Regions from separate parts of the Homo sapiens genome. Here region 1 is linked to region 2. A link is a loop called in an ENCODE intact Hi-C map of the cell type or tissue named here. Cell type or tissue: dorsolateral prefrontal cortex. All regions are shown on one strand. Each heading gives the region's core, and the rest is flanking DNA. Links, peaks and the distances in the headings are about the cores only.

Evidence for each region. Hi-C counts contacts between places; a loop is a spot of excess contacts. Peaks named below come from ENCODE experiments on the same cell type or tissue, not always from the same donor. Only the 100,000 strongest peaks of a DNase experiment are listed, where the experiment ranks them.
Region 1: it touches region 2 in a loop (4-fold over the local background); 8 of 110 quality-filtered maps call a loop at or near these places.

The regions. Positions count from the first base shown.
Region 1 is chr6:167,493,404-167,498,776 of GRCh38, reverse strand. No RefSeq gene overlaps it. Among named protein-coding and RNA genes, the nearest start is that of TTLL2, 170 kb to the right of the region's middle. RefSeq lists an enhancer at 4,997-5,373. In dorsolateral prefrontal cortex, for the core only: no CTCF peak of the experiment used is centred there; a DNase peak (open chromatin) is centred at 2,446; H3K4me3 peaks cover 845 bases; H3K27ac peaks cover 1,498 bases.
Region 2 is chr6:167,664,755-167,670,127 of GRCh38, reverse strand. It overlaps LINC02538 (long intergenic non-protein coding RNA 2538), which reads left to right. Exons shown (of 3, transcript NR_117091.1): 3 at 1-3,288. Among named protein-coding and RNA genes, the nearest start is that of LINC02538, 12 kb to the left of the region's middle. In dorsolateral prefrontal cortex, for the core only: no CTCF peak of the experiment used is centred there; no DNase peak of the experiment used is centred there; H3K27ac peaks cover 2,258 bases.

The sequences.
Region 1 (5,373 bases), core at 309-5,308, 170 kb after region 2:
CCGCAGGCTGATCTAACAAAAGGAATTCTCTCTCTTGGTCCCAAATCCAAGAGCGGAGGGCTGGCCCCCTCAGAGGCTTGGAGGCAGGGTCTGCTCCAGGCTCCCCACTGGGCTGTGGCTTCTCCCTGGCCCCTTTCACGTCACCTTCCCTCTGCACCTGTCTCTGCGTCCAAACTCCCCCTTCTCATGAGGCCTTTGATGGTATTAGATTAGGGCCTGCCTGAATGACCTCATTTTTAACTTGATTTCCTCATTAAGGCCAGGTTTTCACACACAGTCACATTCTGGGGTAACTTAGGACTCCAACATGCCTTTTTAGGGAGACACAGTTTAACTCCTAACAGGGCCAGTGCACGGGTGCTTGGTATTTGGTCACTGGTCTCCAGCCCAGCCGTCGTGGGAGGATCTTGTGAGGGGCTCTGCCGTGCAGGTGAGGAGGGGGAAGGGGCAGAACCACCATAAGGAGCTGGGTGGGAATTTGTGCGGCTGTGCCAGGCTGCGGAGATGATTGGGGGGCACATTCATCATTTAGTGGATGGAGGCTGGGGTGCTTGTCCCACAGAGTGGGGACATCTCCTAATAGAGAAGAGCTGTGTATTAGTCTATTCCACACTGCTATAAAGGACTGCCTGAAACTGGGTAATTTTTACAGGAAAGAGGTTTAATTGACTCACAGTTCAGCATGGCTGGGGAGGGCTCAGCAAACTGACAATCATGGCGGAAGGGGAAGCAAACTCGTCCTTCTTCACATGATGGCAGGAAGGAGAAGTGCCGAGCAAAGGGGAAAAAGCCTCTTATAAAACCACCAGATGTCGTGAGAACTCACTCACTATCACGACAACAGCAGCATGGGGGAAACCACCCCCATGATTCAATTCCTTCCCACCAGGCTCCCCCCACGACATGGGACTATGGGAACTATAATCAAGATGAGATTTGGGTGGGGACACAGATAAATCATATCAAGCTGGCTCTGACTTATATCCTTCATACCTTCCAGATGTCTCACCGGGTCCCTAGGGAGCTAGAAGTTGGCTTGTAATTCTTTGCACTGGAACCTGACTCCATTTTGTATGTAAACATCAAGAATTTTTTGCATGGCTTTAGCGTACACTGAATGTTCCGAGAATGTAACTAGAATAAAGATTGAACTTTGTTTTGTTTGAGGATTTTCTGGGAATTATTTACCATCTTGGGAAATCACGCCGCTGATGTCAATGGCCCTGCAGTCCTCAGGTGCCGGTACCCTGTACTCACGCCGCTGATGTCAATGGCCCTGCAGTCCTCAGGTGCCGGTACCCTGTACTCTCACACTTGTAATTCTCACACTTACAAGATGGTGTACACAAATAAAAGCTTGTGTCTATTGATCTATAATTCCTTACCTGTAGCTCAGAATTCTAAACAGCCTTGAAAACCCAAAGTGCTTTTCTTCATCCATTTAGTGGCAAAATCTGACCTGAAACAACAGGACACGACTGGGGTGTGCAAGGCCCCAGGCAAAGCCTCTTCTGAAGAGCCCTGATTATTTAAACTATTTGAATCACCTACAACCAGCACGTCAGCCCCATTCTGGCAGCCCAGTCTCACACGATTGTGTAGGAGACATGCTGTGCCTACCAGTGGGAGCCATCCTGGGCCAGGCTGTCAGCCTGGAACAGGGCTCGGCCATTGGCCCCAGAACAACCCCCAGGGGCAAGTCCCAGAGTTGGTCAGCCCCATACATGGACTACAGGGTCGGAGGGGCCACCCAGAAGAGAAATGGGAACAGGGCCTATGTGGGCTTAGGTGGGGCTCCAGGTGCTACTCCACCCAGGTGGCACTGCTGTGTGGGCCAGCCCTGTCACTCCGAGGCACGGCAGGTCAGAGCACGTGCTTCCATGAGGTGGTGGTCGGGGGCTTGGGGCCAGGTCCCAGGGCCGGGGGCTGCATGCCCAACCCAAGGGGAGTCTGTGCTATACTCGTGTGAGGCTATTAATAGCCAATTTCTAAAATCCTGCTCTGTGTGATTACACATTGTGCTTGGGAACCATTAATGTGTTTGATTAGAAGATGCTGCTCCAGGTCCTAACAGAGTTGATCGAATGTGCAATGTAAGGAGGCCATTTCCATGAAAAAGTCCTTGGAAACAGGAATTCTGAAACACATCTTCACTCAGGGGTTTCGGATAAAATTAGAGCCCTTTCCTCTAGGGTAATCATGCTTGAGAATTTACATACTAAACACATAAACACAGGATTTTTTTCATTAGTTATTTTCATTTTATTTTTCCTTCATGTCATGGTAGGGGCATCTGTAGATTTATTTGTAAAATTCTGTATGTAGCTGGGTGCTGTTTTCTATGGATTAGATTCATTGTGGAGAGTGTCACACTATAAACAATGGCAAGACAGTGGCGGCAGGAGATGGGAGGTGGCCAGAGACTGAACGCAGCTGCCCCGGCTGGATGGTCTCATTGTTGAGTTCAGGGGCAGGGTGGGTGACTGAGAACCTCTCTGCAAATTCTGCCTGGCTCCCTGGCCCAGAGCTGGCTCAAAGACAGACGGCGTGGGAATCTATCTAGCTGGGGAAAATCAGAATCAGGGGTGCTCTGCTCTCAAAGGTTTTCATATGATAATTATTCAAGGCGTGGAGGACATTGACAGAGGGATGAAATGAGCTATATTAGGACTTGCCTTGGAGATGTCCCCAGGGTCCCTGTGGCTAGAAAAGCCTGGAGACTGAAATGTACCCAGGAAGGCAGCAGCCGCCGGGAGGCGGCTCACCAGATGCCAGGGCAGAAATAAATCCTGCTGGCTCAAGAAGTCAGACCAGAGAAAGAATTCAAATGCAAATAGAAAGGGCGAACTGTGTCCTTATCAGCGTTTGGCACATCTGATAAAACAATGCCTGGCCACTGATGAATTCATGAAACCCAGAGAAAAAACTAAGAAAGCTCCGGGTATGGAAAACAGAAGAGAATCCAGGAAATGGTAGCCTGGCTCTAAACAGCTAATGCTGGAGTGCCTGATTGTAGGTGAGCCCGCTGAAGGGCTGCGTTTCATTTCCAACGCCAGGTGATGTTTTCCTGGGAAAGATCTGGACTCCGCCTCGCCTTCTGCTCACCCAGGTCCACTGTTCCTGCAGCCTCGGGCTCAGCAGTGGATGTGACTTTGGGTCCAAATGACAAGTGTTCCAAGCTAATGCCACGGTCCCCATCAGCTTCTTAGCACCCTTGAAGAATTTCTCAACTCTTCCTGGTGGACCCAGATGTGTGTGTGTGTGTGTATAAGTGTATGTGTGTGTGTGTGTATGTATCAGTGTGTGTATGTGTGTATAAATGTGTTTGTGTATAAGTGTGTGTGTATAAGCATGTGTGTAGGTGTATTTGTGTGTGTAAATCTCTGTATAACTGTGTGTGTGTACATGTGTATGCGTGTCTCTGTGTGAGTGTGTATGTGTATGTGTGTATCGTGTGTGTATGTATATGTGTGTGTATAAACGTATGTGTGTATATGTATAAGTGTGTGTATGTGTGTATAGTGTTTGTGTGTAAGTGTGTACGTATAAGCATGTGTGTATGTGTGTATAAATGTGTGTAAGTGTACGCGTGTGAGTGTGTAAATCTGGGTATAAGCGTGTTTGTGTGTGTGAGTGTGTATATGTGTATGTGTGTCTCTCTGTGTGCGTGTGTATGTGTATGTAAGTGTGTATGCGTGTGTGTATGTATGTGTGTGTGTGAGTGTGTGTGTGTGACACATTCCGGCCCAGTCACCTCTGTTTCCCATGAAACTGCATGATGGGACCTCACTGCTGTACTGGTCAGGGTTCTCCAGAGCGACAGAACCACTGGGAGAGGCAGATACACACTGATTGGGAGGAACGGCTTCCACTATCCCCGTAGCTGGTGCGTCGCAGGATCTGTTGCGTGAGGTTCAGCTGGTGACCCGAAGAGGCGCGGGGGTCCTTCAGTCTGGAGGAGCAGCTTGAGATCCAGAAGAACTTAAGATTCTGCTCGAGTTCAAAAGCAGGAAAAAAGCCGAGGTCCCACTTCGAAGGCTATGAGGCAGGAAGAACTCCCCTCTCCTCCGGGGGTCAGGGGGTTCCTGGTGCGTGTTCTGTTGAGGTTTCTGCTGCTGGATGAGCCCTCACACACACACACATCAGGGAGGACACCCACTTTACTTAGTGCAGCGAGTCAAATGCTGATCTCGCCCAAAACACCCTCTGGACACACCCGGGATAATGTTTCACCCGCAGCCCAGTCAGGTTGGCACAAAATCCAGCACCGCGGCCCATCACGTGAAAAAGCTGCTGCTTCTGTTCTTCGCCACCCCTACTCCATCATGTGAAAAGCTGCTTCTACTGTTCTTAGCTCCCCCCATCATGTGAAAAAGCCGCTTCTTCTGTTCTTCGCCCCGCCACTCCACCATGTGAAAAGCTGCTTCTCCTGTTCTTAGCTCCCGCTCCATCATGAGAAAAAGCTGCTTCTTCTCCTGTTCTTAGCCTCCCCCACCCCCTCAGGCCTCCTCCCAGGCAGCTCCACACCCGACTGGGTCTCGGGGGAGCCCTGCGTCAGCACCAGCCCTCACACTTGCTATCAGGGCTCAGACCCGCGCCTGCAGCTCGATGGAGGCAGATCCCACACATTCCCCTCAACCCTTCTCCCGCCTTCCCCGCCCCTGTTACGCTCATGTCCCATTCACTCCAGAGAACACAAGCGGTTCTGGTCAGGCGGGGTGACCTCTGCCTTGGAGGGAGCCACAGCCATCTGCTCTGTGAGAGGCGGACGGGCCGCACCCAAGGCCTAGTGCGGGGGGTGTGGAGGGGCGTGTTCCCTCTGAGCTGGCTTGCAGGGGCAGCATTCAAAGGGACTTGCATGGAACATGTTGTCTTTTCCAAAATATCAAAGATGAGTAAAAATGCATATATCTAAAGCAGTAGGGGAGGTTAGCTGGGGACCCCCGAGCTCTTGGTCACAGAAGAGGGTAAGTATAGGCTGCACAACTGACCCCCAGCCTTCCTGTTGCCCTTTTAAAGGAGAGCACCCTAAGGAACTGGTCACGTTTCTAAAATGTGTGTGCATGGGAGGGTGTGTGCGAGGATGTTTGTGTGCATGGATGTTTGTGTGCATGAGAGTGTGTGCATGGGAGTGTGTGCATGGGACTGTGTGTGCATGGGACTGTGTGCATGTGAGTGTGTGTGCATGGGACTGTGTGTGCATGGGAGTGTGTGCATGGGACTGTGTGCATAGGAGTGTGTGTGCATGGGAGTGTGTGTGCGTGGGAGTGTGTGCATGGGACTGTGTGCATGGAGTGTGTGTGCATGTGAGTGTGTGCATGGAGTGTGTGTGCATGGGAGTGTGTGTGCATGGGAGTGTGTGCATGGAGTGTG
Region 2 (5,373 bases), core at 272-5,271:
AGGCCCAGCCAGATGCTGCTGGCTTCCCCCAGGACTCTGCCCGACTGGCCTCTCGGTTAAACCTCCTCACCTGAGCCTCTCTTATGGCGTGGTTGAGTCACACATGAGAGGGTTTTGTCTGCCGGGAGGGGCTCTTCTTATGGGACAACAGGGGCGCGAGGTGTGTGGTGTGGCTCTCAGGGATGTGTCTGGACTCTATCACGTCTGAGTGTCCCTGGGGCCAGAGTGCTGGGGGCAGGAGCCTGTGGTTTATCAAGCACCTTCTGCCAGCTGAGGCCGTGACTTTTTGTCCCTCACTGGAGGAGGCTTCAAGGTCAGCCTCTTTTTCCTTTGGTCCCAAGCTTGCCGTGTCTCCTCCTCATTCCCCACGTCCACATGAGAAGGCAGTGTTCACAGGTGGGTTGGTCTGAGATTGAAATCGCAAGGCCAGGATTTTCTGTCTGGGCAGCCCCCTCGAGTCAGCCTCAGAGGAGCCCAGACCTCTTGGATGGCTTTCGGCGAGCCTCCCAGTGGGCACAGCACTCGCCACCGGACACTGCATGGACTCAGCTTCCACACTGCGATGGGTATGGCCTGGTCCTTGCACTACCAGGGGCAAGGAGGAACGCTATGCCTGGTGGGGGTGAGCACCCCATCTCATGACAAAGCAGTTCTCCAGGGTCTGCCCCACTTTTCTGTAAACCTGGGGGTCCAGCCCAGTGCATTGGCTGGAAGGAGAGGGGACGCCTCCTGTCCCAGCTCATGGCGCTCTGCCGACCCCACTGTCAGCCCCAACCTTGGTGCTCCGGGGGGCCCCAATGCCATAGATGCACTTCATGGGGAGCAACTGGGGCTGTTCCTGAGGACCAAGATGGGCAGAGACCCTAAAGACGTCCATGGATTGACCCCTGCTCTCTGTGGCCCCTGCCTGGCTGGCCTCCCCTCCTCACACTCTCCACAGTTCTCATGCAACACAGCGCCTCTAAAAATGCTGTCCTGAAAATGTGCGCTTTGGGGAAGAGCAGCTTCCTCCTCTTCGACCAAGTTCGGGTCCCTTCTACCCTTCAGTGGCTGTAGGCAGTCGGTGAGGGTCCTGGACGGGGTGGGCCGGGGGCAGGGAGGGGCACTGTGGGCTTTGGTTGCTCAGGGGTCCTGGCAGACACACCAACCTGGTGTGTTTGGAAATGCACCTGGATGTGTGCTGACCTCTGTGTGGAGGACCACGGGTCTGTTCATCCCCCACTGGCTGCACCCCCGGGAGGCTGCAGCGTGCACTATTCGGTCCCTACGCTGCAGTTATTCTTGTATCTGCCTTGTCACTGGCCTTGCTGCCCATGACTCCCTCAGGTCAGCCCACGTCTCTGTCAAACTTTCATCCTCCGCAATTCTGCGCAGCCTGTAAATGCTTAAAAAATATTGCGGAACAGGTGAGTCACATTACAGAAAGGACGCAACCTGGAAAAGCACAGACATTCCTTCCCCTTCTGCACCTGTTAGAGTAAGGGAGGGGCATGAGGGGGTGGGACCTGCACAAGGTGCAGCTGATAGAAATGCAGTCTTCAGGAAAAGCCCTGGCTCTGAAACGGCAAAGGCTGTGTGCCTGGGAAAAAGACAAACGTGTCTTATCCGGAGACGGCCCCCCTGCCCCAAAGGCTGTCACGCTGCCGTTCAGTTATCTATTCTGCAGCGATAGAACTGGCTTGACCTAAAAATTCAGTGACGGAAAAATGTCATCTAATGCTGCTTAGTGCAGTCAGGCGGTCAGCAGATGAGGGCAGAAGGCCACTGGTCTTTGACAGAACACGCGGATGGCGAAATAACAAAACAGGTGGCGGATGAGGGCAGAAGGCCACTGGTCTTTGACAGAATATGCGGACGGCGAAATAACAAAACAGGCAGCAGATGAGGGCAGAAGGCCACTGGTCTTTGACAGAACACGCGGACGGCGAAATAACAAAACAGGATTCAGGCTGCACTGTCAGCAGCAGAGACAAACAATTCTTCCAAAATAAACAAGCGAGCTCCCAGCAGAGGCCTGTGAAGTCTCCCGTTCTGCCCAAACCACACACATGTGGCCCACAGAGGAGGCTGCAGAGGCCCACGGGGAACTCAAGTGGCCGAGTGTGAGACCCAGGCCACCGGCCGTCCTCCCTGTCAGAACAAAAGGTTCATGGAAAGGGCCAGGAGGACACAGCAAGGGGAACCGAATGCCACTGGCATTTCTTGGATCTTTTGTACCATAGTCTAAGCATTTAGAGGAAGCACCGCGAGTTTGCTGCCCTGGAAGCTGACGTGCTCCCCAAACACAAGACGCAGGACTGGAGGCCTTGCCCCGCAGCTCGAGAGGCCGTTTTGGGACATATCAAGGAAGGAAGGCTTAAGCGACACAGGACCTGGCTGACTTACGCACCCGCTGTCTAAAGATGGGGTGCTGGCCGGTGAACTGGAGTGGCTCACGGCAGACCTGGAGTGACAGTCATGGGTCTGTACCTGTGTGGAGTCCTCCATGGCTGGGCTTGCAGAGACTGAGCTGGACTGCATTGCACATTGGCTGGAAGGAGAGGAGCCACTGAGAGACCCAGCTTACGGCACTCTGCCCACCCCACTGCCCACCCCAACCCTGGCGCTCCAGGGGGGCCCAATGCCACAGACACACTCCAGGGGGACAATTGGGGCTGTTCCCAAGGACCAGGAGGGACAAATGCCCTAAAGATGTCCATGGTTTGACCCCTGCTGTCTGTGGGCCCTGCCTGGCTGGCCTCCCCTTCTCACACTCTCCACAGTCCTCATGCAACACAGCACATCTGAAAATGCTGTCCTGAAAACGCGCACTCTGGGGAAGAGCAGCTTCCTCCTCTCCGAGTGGAGCGGGCTGGCCCCATGAGGCGTGATTTTCACTGTGAAATGTGCTTCACGTAACACTGGGGCCTTTGTCACCATTTTTAATTGTACAGTTTGGAGGCATTAAGTGTGTTCATCATCACCACCTTCCACCCACAGAGCTTCTTCGTCTTCCCAAACGGAAACTCTGTCGTCGGTAAACACTCCCTCCCCTCCCACAGCCCCTGGCACCTGCCTTCTCCTTCCTGTCTCCATGAACCTGACAACTCTTCGGACCCCACCTAAGTGGAGTTGGGCAGGATTTGTCCTCTGTGGCTGGCTCGCGTCACTCAGCGGCCCTGAAGACTCATCTGCGCCGCAGCCTGTCCCAGAATCTCCCTCCCTCTAACACTGATTAATATCCTGCTGCACAAAAAAACAAAGATGATCATTTGATACCCGAAATCCACTTGAAAATTGGTAAGAAAATGGGTCTGGCCATGTTTTATTTTTCCACACAATCTCTCCCGACCCCGTGTTGCGTCCTAGTGCAGAGTGAGCACAAAACCATGGGCTTGTGGAAATGAAACTTTGTATTTCCAGTGTCAGAGGGGAAGGGTCTTCTGGGGAGGTCCTGAGCCTCCTGCTGCCTCGAAGGTCTTCCAGTGTCAAACCCCCAGCAGGTGCTCACCCAGACAAGCGCGTCCCCACCTCCGAAAGGGGCAGCGTCAGGAGGGGCCCCGGGTCCTGTAGTTCAATCAATCCTGACGCTGTCCAGCTGGAATGAGTTCCAGACCCACAGGTTGAGGGCTCAGTCACACGAGAAGGCCCCCACTTCAGGTGCCAACCACAAGCCCGTGTGTTTCTGACCGGCTGGCTCTGTGTACATCAGGGTTCCCAGACCCTCTCCTTGGGTTTGGTTAATTTGCTAGCTCGGCTCACAGAACTCGGAGAAACGCTCGACTTATGTTTACCCCTTTATTGCAAAGGGCGCAGATGAACCGGTCAATGAAGAGATGTGTAGGTGAGGGCTGGGGGAGGGGTGAAGCTTCCCTGCCGGCCGCAGGCACCACCCTCCATGAGGCCAGCTACCCTGAGGCTCCTCCATCCCAGTCTTCTCGGGTGTTTATGGAGGCTTCGTTACAGAGCCGTGATTGATTACATCATTGGCCATGGGTGACCGACTCAACTTCGGCCCCAATCCTCCTCCTGGAGATCGGCGTGGGCCTGGACGTTCCCAGTGGTCACACGGGGAGAATGACATGCACGTACACAGGTGACACACGGTGGGTGCCACTTGTACTTCAAATGCATCTACTTGTTTTATTCTCACCACAGCCTTGAGAGGGAGGGCATTATTATTACTATGTCCATTTTACAGCTGAGGCACAGAGAGGTTAAGTCAGTTGCCCAACGTCACACAGCCAATGAGAAATTCTTTAAATTACAGGCCCAGGGGCTGGTGACCAGGTGAGCAGAGCAGAGAATCCAGGACGGTGGCCAGAGGCAGGAGCAGAGCTGGGGAGAAGGCTTCAAGCTCAAGCTTCCAGCACCTCTGTATGTGAGCACATGTTATGTACGTGTGTGCGTGTGTGTAATTGTGAGCACACACATGTGTTTGCATATCCGTGTGTGTGTGTGCGCACACTACCCTTTTAAATTCCACGATCTGAACCGTGGTGGCTTGGGGGATGGGGATCAGCAGTGGAGGAGGAATCCAGCCTATGTGTTGTACGTTTTGAAGGAAACTAAGCTTGCAAGTTTCAGGTGAAACCCATAAGTCCTTTTCTCCTCAAATCCACACGCTCAGTGTCAGCTGGGCTTTGGAAAAACTTCAGAGAAGAATTTAAGCTGAAACTTCCACAGTTCCCAAGGTTCCCAATCACTCATGTTTGTGTGGGAGGCTATTCATTCTCTGAAGGAGAAGTGATTGAAGAGGCTCATGGAGGGCCAGGTTGAGGAACCCATCACCAGGCTCCCACAAACATGGGCAGGAAACATGGGCTCCCGAGGGCTCTGCACGCGGGTCAGAAGGCACGGGGGAGGAGGGGCCTGGGATAATAAAGGCCTTTTCCTGAAGCAGCTGCAGGCAAGTGTTTGCATGAATTAGACAGTGATGGGGACAGTGGTGATGAGAATTACAGCAGCACGCCCTTCAGAATCCAACCGCTTCCCTTATTTTGGACAAACAAGAATGCTGGCAAAGGCTATTTTCCCTGCCTTTCTCTACAGTGCTCACTCAGGCAGTCTGAACTGGCCTGATCTTCTCTCCCAGAAACACACACACGTGCACAGACATGCACACATGCACACGCATGTTTATATGCACACAGAAGTATGCACAATGCATACATATAAACACAGGAAGACATTTGTGCACACAAGCACACAATACCCACATGCATGTGCACACACATGCGAATATGCAGACACACATGTGCTCACAAGTACACACATATGCACGCACACACATGTACATAACATGTGCACACACAGAGGTGCTGGAAGCATGAGCTTGAAGCCTGCTCCCCAGCTCTGCTCCTGCCTCTGGCCACCGTCCTGGATTCTCTGCTC